2 separate regions of the Homo sapiens genome follow, and region 2 is linked to region 1. The links are chromatin contacts, found by Hi-C or POLR2A ChIA-PET in ENCODE. All regions are on one chromosome and are shown on one strand. The core of a region is the stretch at or near the end of the contact, and the rest is flanking DNA. Distances in the headings are between cores, read along the strand shown.

Evidence for each region. A loop is a pair of places that touch in the nucleus more often than their neighbours do. ChIA-PET counts read pairs that join two places held with the same protein, here RNA polymerase II (POLR2A). Pooled maps may share reads with other maps.
Region 2: a pooled map shows a loop between it and region 1 (5-fold over the local background). The contact joins the promoter of ZC3H7A here to the enhancer-like site in region 1. A Hi-C loop is called at or near these places in 1 of 168 maps with a recorded cell type or tissue (CD14-positive monocyte) and 8 of 50 pooled maps. POLR2A ChIA-PET finds 5 or more read pairs at or near these places in 3 of 52 experiments (activated CD4-positive, alpha-beta T cell, activated CD4-positive, alpha-beta memory T cell and naive thymus-derived CD8-positive, alpha-beta T cell).

What each region holds. Positions count from the first base shown.
Region 1 is chr16:11,222,690-11,226,155 of GRCh38, reverse strand. LOC107984859 (a long non-coding RNA gene) reads right to left here. Exons shown (of 4, transcript XR_007064984.1): 3 at 2,032-2,055; 4 at 1,192-1,934. Among named protein-coding and RNA genes, the nearest start is that of SOCS1, 32 kb to the left of the region's middle. RefSeq lists enhancers at 102-661, 1,092-1,171, 1,652-1,701. Within about 2 kb of position 1,840, at least 20 of the 41 ENCODE cell types and tissues checked have a DNase peak (open chromatin) inside an H3K27ac peak, as active enhancers do.
Region 2 is chr16:11,795,640-11,799,105 of GRCh38, reverse strand. ZC3H7A (zinc finger CCCH-type containing 7A) reads left to right here and starts at 1,848. Exons shown (of 23, transcript NM_014153.4): 1 at 1,848-1,982. RefSeq lists silencers at 1,565-1,974, 2,457-2,616 and an enhancer at 1,612-2,149.

The sequences.
Region 1 (3,466 bases), core at 591-3,090:
TCTCTATTCTTCAGTCCAGCTGCCTCATTCACAGATATGGAAACTGAGGCCCAGAGAGGGGAAGTGACTTGCCCAAGGTCACCCAGCTGAGGGCCGTGTTCGCTGCTCCTCCAGCAGGTTTTGTTCTTTCCTTTCCTCAGCATCTCAACCCACGAGAGCCTGGATGTGGCGGTCCCATGGCGGGAGAGGGGGCCTGTGCCCCCACCAGGTGCCCAGTCTCGAGTCAGGATGAGACTCCTGGAGGGTCCCCTGGGAGTCTCCACTGGCAGCACCCCCTCCCCACATCCCCGCAAGGTGGGCATGAGCAGCATTCCCTCTTCAGATGAGGATGTGAGGCTCAGAGGGAAGAGGCGGGCCCGGTCACGTGGCCATGGAAGGATGGGGGGATCTGATCCCAGACCTTTCTACAGCCTGCATTTGGCCTTCTCCATGGCTTTGGGGCAGAGCCAGGGCCGGCCACCACGGAGAGGAGCAGACAGAAACCCAGGGCGGGCAACGGGGAGGTCTCAGGCTGGATGGTGGGGAACCACCGAGGCAGGAAGACGCAGAGCAGAAAGTGAAAGGAACCAGAGGCCTAGAATAGCTGCGGGTGACAGAGCCAGGGGACTACAGACGCTGCCAATAAGAGAAACCAGGCGGCCCACGGAGGGGCGGGGCACCCACTCCTCAGAGAGGCGGCCCCTAGCTGAGGAGGCCCATGGCCAGGTCCCTGCTAACCCGGGCAGCCCCCGCTTGGCTTGGCAGCCTGGGTGGATGCCCAAACTGTGGGAATGGAATTGGGGTGAAGGGCTGTCTTGGGGCAGAGAGGGGCCCACTTCTAACTTTAGGCCGACCTCTGCATCATTTGGATCAATCACCATGAGCTTATAAGATCTGGGACCTGCAAAGCTCATCAAACAGTGCAGCTGGTGAAGCGGGGGCCGTGCCGTGAAGACAAGCCTGTTGGTTAACATCTCCTAGTGGCTGTCGATGTCTGTCTCCGGTGGCAGTTCCCTGCTGTGGTTATGCTGCAGGCTCCAGAGCCAGGCGGCTGGGGTTCAATCCGGGCTTGGCCTCTTGCTGGCTGTGTGACCTTGGGCAAGTCACTTCACTTCTCTGGGCCTCTGTGACTAATATCACTGACTTCACGGGGGTGTCCTGAGGATTAGCTGAATGAGTATAAGTGAAGCACATGGAACAGCTCAGAGAAAGTGCCTCATAAACAGCTTTTATTATCCACTGTCTCCATACACTGTATAGACACACACACACACACACACACACACACACGGGGAAAGTCCCTCCAGGATGTGCACAGGGACTCTTTTTTTTTGTTCACTTCTGTGTCTTCAGGGCCTAGAACAGTGGCTGGCACACAGCGGGTGCTCAATAAATGTTTGTGGAATGGAAGGAGCAGGGGAAGGAGGCGGGGAGGGAAGGAAGGGATGGGAGCGAACAGAAAGTCGGCTATTGCCCAGCGTGGGGCATTGATTCTGTTGCTGTGTTTCATTCCCCTATCACATTGCCATGCACCGCTTTGGTTAATTGAAAAACACTTGTCTTCAAGGAGAGCCAGCAACAGAGCAGGGAGGTGGCTTGCAAGCTGTGATGGTCTTTCAGTTCAGGCTGGCCCCAAGACACCCCCACCATGGCCTGCTAAGATCCCCAGAGACCCCCCTCTCCCGGGCCAGGGCCGGCGGTGGCAGCTGTGCGGCGTGTGGGCAGCTAGAGAGGTGACAGGAAGCTCAGCAGGACAGGCTGTTCCCAGCCTACCAAGAACCTCGAGGCGAGAGGACAGGCTGTTCAGGGCTGAGATCTGCATGCTCCCAGCCCCTCCCGCCCAGGGGAAGTGTCACCAGCATCCAGGGCGGGGACCTCTGCCCTGGCCTGGAGATCTTGTTGCTCTTCTGATCTCTGTGAGGAACTCGGCCCGCTTGCTTTCCAGGAACTGCCTCCTGCAACCGGCGGGCAGATGGTTCACAGGGAAGGCCCGGGGGCCCAGCCCTGCCTACCTCGCACCCTGCGCTGGGCTGCTTCGGACATGCCACTCACCTCTCTGGGCCTCAGCTTCCCCACCTGCAAAACAGAGAAAATAGGGCACCACATGTAGGCATACTGTGAAGATTCAGAGCAAAGTTCAACTTTTTTTGTTTTACCATTAATTACTTTATTTATTTATTTTTATTTATTTATTTTCCTGAGATGGAGTCTCACCTGTCCCCCAGGCTGGAGTGCAGTGGCGTCATCTTGGCTCACTGCAACCTCCACCTCCAGGGTTCAAACCATTCTCCTGCCTCAGCCTCCCGAGTAGCTGAAATTACAGGTGCATGCCAACACGCCTGGCTAATTTTTGTATTTTTAGTAGAGATGGGGTTTCACCATGTTGGCCAGGCTGGTCTCGAACTCCTGACCTCAGGTGATCTGCCCGCTTCGGCCTCCCAAAGTGCTGGGATTACAGGCATGAGCCACTGCACCCAGCCCCATTAATTACTTTAAAACAAATGGTGGCATCTAGGCACAGTGGCTCATGCCTGTAATCCTAGAATTTCGCAAGGCTGAGGTGGAAGAATTGCTTCAGGTCAGGAGTTTGAGACCAGCCTAGTCAACGTGGTGAAACCCCATCTCTACTAAAAATACAATAATTAGCTGGGTGTGGTGGCACACACCTGTAATTCCAGCTACTCGGGAGGCTGAGGCATGAAAATAGCTTGAACCTGGGAGGCAGAGGTTGCAGTGAGCTGAGATCATGCCACTGCACTTAAGTCTGGGTGACAGAGTGAGAATCTGTCTCCAAAAAAGAAAGAAAGAAAGAAAAAGGTGGTAAAATACACATCACATAAAAATCACCAATTTAAAGTACAGTTAGGTAGCATTTAGTACGTTCACAGTGTTATATAACCATCAGTCTAGTTCCAGAATGTTTTCCCCACCCTAAAATACAACCCCATATTCATAGCAGTCACCCGCCCAACCGCCCTTGTCCCAGCCCCTGGTAAACCCTAATCTATCTTTCTTTCTTTCTTTCTTTCTTTCTTTCTTTCTTTCTTTCTTTCTTTCTTTCTTTCTTTCTTTCTTTCTTTTTCTCTTTCTTTCTTTTTCTTTCCTTTCTTTCTTTCTTTCTTTTTCTTTCTTTCTTTCCTTTCTTTCTTTTCTTTCTTTTTCTTTTCTTTCTTTCTTTCTTTTCTTTGTTTCTTTCTTTCTTTCTTTCTTTCTTCCTTCCTTCCTTCTTTCCTTCCTTCCTTAATTCCTTCCTTCCTTCCTTCCTTCCTTCTCTCTCTCTCTCTCTTTCTTTTTTTGAGACAGATTCTCGCTTTGTCGCCCAGGCTGGAATGCAGTGGCGCCGTCTCAGCTCACTGCAAGCTCCATCTCCCAGGTTCACGCCATTCTCCTGCCTCAGCCTCCCGAGTAGCTGGGACTAAAGGGGCCCGTCACCACGCCCGGCTAATTTTTTGTATTTTTTAGTAGAGACGGGGTTTCACCGTGTTAG
Region 2 (3,466 bases), core at 599-3,098, 570 kb before region 1:
ACCCTAATATGGCTATTAGGCATATTAGGCAGTCATTAGGGTTAAATGAAGTCATAGGACCCTTATACTTTTTTTTTTTTTTTTGGTACAGACTCTCTCTCTCGCCCAATATGGAGTGCAATGGCGCGATCTCAGCTCACTGCAACCTCTGCCTCCCAGGTTCAAGCGATTCTCCTGCCTCAGCCTCCCGAGTAGCTGGGATTACATGTGCACGTCGCCATGCCCGGCTAATTTTTTGTATTTTAGTAAAGACGGGGTCTCATTGTGTTGCCCAGGCTGGTCTCCAACTCCTGAGCTCAGGCAATCCATCTGCCTCGGCTTCCCAAAGTGCTAGAATTACAGGCGTGAGCCACTGCGCCTGGCCTAATACGACTATTTGAATACGGCCTTTTAGGTAGTCACTGGGGTTAAATGAAGTCATAGGGTGGGGCCCTAATCTAGTAAAATTGTTGTTCTTGTAAGAAAAAGGAAGACACACCAGGGATTCCTGCTCACAGAGAAAAGGTCATAGGAGGACACAGTGAGAAGGCAGCTGTTTGCAAGCCAGGGAGAGAGGCCTCACCAGAAACCAGCCCTGCCGGCACCCAGACCTTAGATTTGCAGCCTCTAAAACTGTGAGAAAATAAATTCCTGTTGTCTAAGCTGCCTGGTCTGGGGTATTTTGTCATGGCAGCCTGAGCTAATACTCTGGTTTGTAAATCTACGTCACCCAGACCCCTGGAAGAGCTACTGTAGCTAGAGTCCCCACTTCCCCTCTTGTCTCTCCTACAGCCCAATCTCTGCATAGTAGCAGGAGAGAACTTTCTAAAATATAAATGAGACCTCGGAACTCCCAATTCAGACTCAATGAATGACCCCCTTCCACACAAAACTCCAAATTAAACATGGCGGCCCCCCTGTGTCACAGATCTTTCTCCCCTCTGGCACACATCAGCTATGCAGGCCTTTCCTGTTATCCAGACACCGAACTCCAGCTTCAGGGCTTTTGCACTCATTTCCCCTCTGCCTGCGGCACACTTCCCCGAACACGGTTGCATGGCTGTCACCTCCTCAGAGGCTTTCCCAAAAGCTCCTGTCACATCCTCCTGCTTGAATTTCTTTGGTCTTCACCGACCAAAATGGTCTTCTTTGGGCTCTTGTGGGTCCTGATCTCCGCCCTCCATCCCATGGGGCAGGGACCCTGCCTCGCCCACTGCTGAGCTGAGCATTTTACAAGAAGCCGTGCCCGCAGCGGGGCACCTGGCCGTAAAATGCAGATGGACGAGGCGGCATTTGGGCTGGGCCCTGAAGGACAGGGATCCAGGCCTTCCAAGAGCCGGCAGATGGAACTGGAGGGAGGCTGTCTTTGGATCCCCGGCTGCCGTGGGGCTCCGCGCCTCCGTTCCTCATATGTAGGAATGAAGACAATCACGGTTGTTCTGAGGATGCAGGGTTACTCTTCGCAGAGCAGGGCGCCCCGGTTGAGGGCTCGTCAAGCTAAGCAGGCTCCAGGGTGGGCTTCCCGATGCCGACTCTAGCTCCTCTCCCCGCTGGACGCTGTTCTACCTCCTAGCGCTTCTGCTCAGGCCGCGGCCCAGGCGAGGCCCCAGAAAACCCCGGTGCTGGTTAATCAGTCTTGAGTCCGAGCGCGTCCAGTGCGCAACGTGGCCTTCCCATTGGCTCACCCAGTGGGCCGCGCGTCGACGCCGGGGCTCCGGATTGAACGGCGCGCCCAGGTCCCTGCCCCCAGTCAGACGTGGCGCCACCGCCCCCAGCCCGTAGCTCCGGCGCAGCCAATGGCGGCGTCTCCCGGGCGGCAAGCGCGGCCTCCCGCCGCTAGAGGGCGCCGCCGCGGGCGCAACCGAGCCGCTGCCGCCGCCGCTAACCGAGGGAGAGCTGCGAGCGAGCACCCAGGCCCCGCCGCCGCCGCCGCCACCGCTGCCCGCCTGCCGCCGCCCGCCTCCGCCTGCCTTCTGCCGCCGGCCGGCGCGTCGTCCCCACAGGTAGGGGTAGGGGGACGCCGCCGGGCATGAAGGAAACGCGCGCGCCCGCGCCCCCGCCCCCCCCGCGCGCGCCGCCGCCTCGTGCTCGCGCGCGGCCGTTAACGGACGGCGGGCGGGGCGGGGGAGGGGCGGCGGGGTCCGGGGCCCGCGGACCCGAGAGGACCCTGAGAGGAGCCGGGCCGGGGCCTGTGCGCGCGGAGGGACGGGTGGGCGCGCCGTCCCCTTCCCCCACCGAGAATAACGTGACCCACTTCTGCCTGCCATTCCCTCGGCAAAATGTCTCCTTTTTGGTGATTTCACTAAAAAAAAATTTTTTTTTTGGTTATTTCTGTCTGCTCTGGTGATCGCGGGGATCCCGATTCAGCGTCTTGGGCTTGGGGGCGGGAAGGATGCCGGCGGAGAGCTTGGCGCATTAATTTGGGGCTCATCCGTCTTTTTTACCCCCCTTTCTGATTTTTTTATTTTTTCGCGCGGGGTGCAGCCCTGGGCCGGGCGGGGAGAGGCCTTGGGGTCCGCGGAGGCGGGGGCGCCGCCCGGGAGGACCGGGACCGGGACCTGTCAGTTCCCATTAGCGGGGCTTCCGGTCAGGCCTGGGCAGCAAAGGGGTGGGGCCGCCTGAGGCCCGGCCGGGGCCTCCGAGGTCGAGCCTGAGTCGGGACTGGGTGGATTTGCCAGGAGTTGGGTATTTTCCTGTCCCCACCTGTCTAGGGATGAAAAGGAGTTGCCCGTGTTCGGTATTGAACCACGAAGGACCTTGCCATGCCCAGTACGGTGGCCACTGACCCCCCGCCGTTTGGGACGATGGAGCCCACGAAATGGGGCCAGTTTCAGTTGCGGTCCCAGCTGTGAAACGTACATCTGATTTTAAAAACTTCGGATGAGAAAGAAAGTAAAAGATGTCATTGGTAATCTTTTATACTTAAATGCATGTTGAGATGGTCATGTTTGGGACAAATTGGATTAACGAAAATAGATCATTAAAATTAATCTTGGCAGGATGCAGTGGCTCATGCCTGTCATCCCAAAACTTTGGGAGGCTGAGGCAGGAGGATCGTTTGAGTGCAGGAGTTCAAGACCAGCCTCAGCAACATAGTGAGACCCCTGTCTCTACAAAAAATACAAAAAATTAACTGGGCGTGGTGGCGCACGCCGGTAGTCAGCTACTCGGGAAGCTGAGGTGGGAGAATCTGCTACTCGGAAGGCTGGGGTGGGAGAATCCCTTGAGCCCAGGAGATTGAGGCTTCGGTGAGCTGAGATTGTGCCTTTGTGCTCCAGCCTGGGACACTGTCTCAAAACAAACAAATAAAAAAACAAAAGTTAATCTCACTGCTTTTCTTTTTCTCTTTTTTTAGTGTGGCTATTTGGAAATTTAAAATGACATATACGGGCCGGGCGGGGTGGCTCAACGTCTGTAATCCCAGCACTTTGGGAGGCCGAGGTGTGTGGATCACCTGAGGTCAGGAATTCCGAGACCAGCCTGGCCA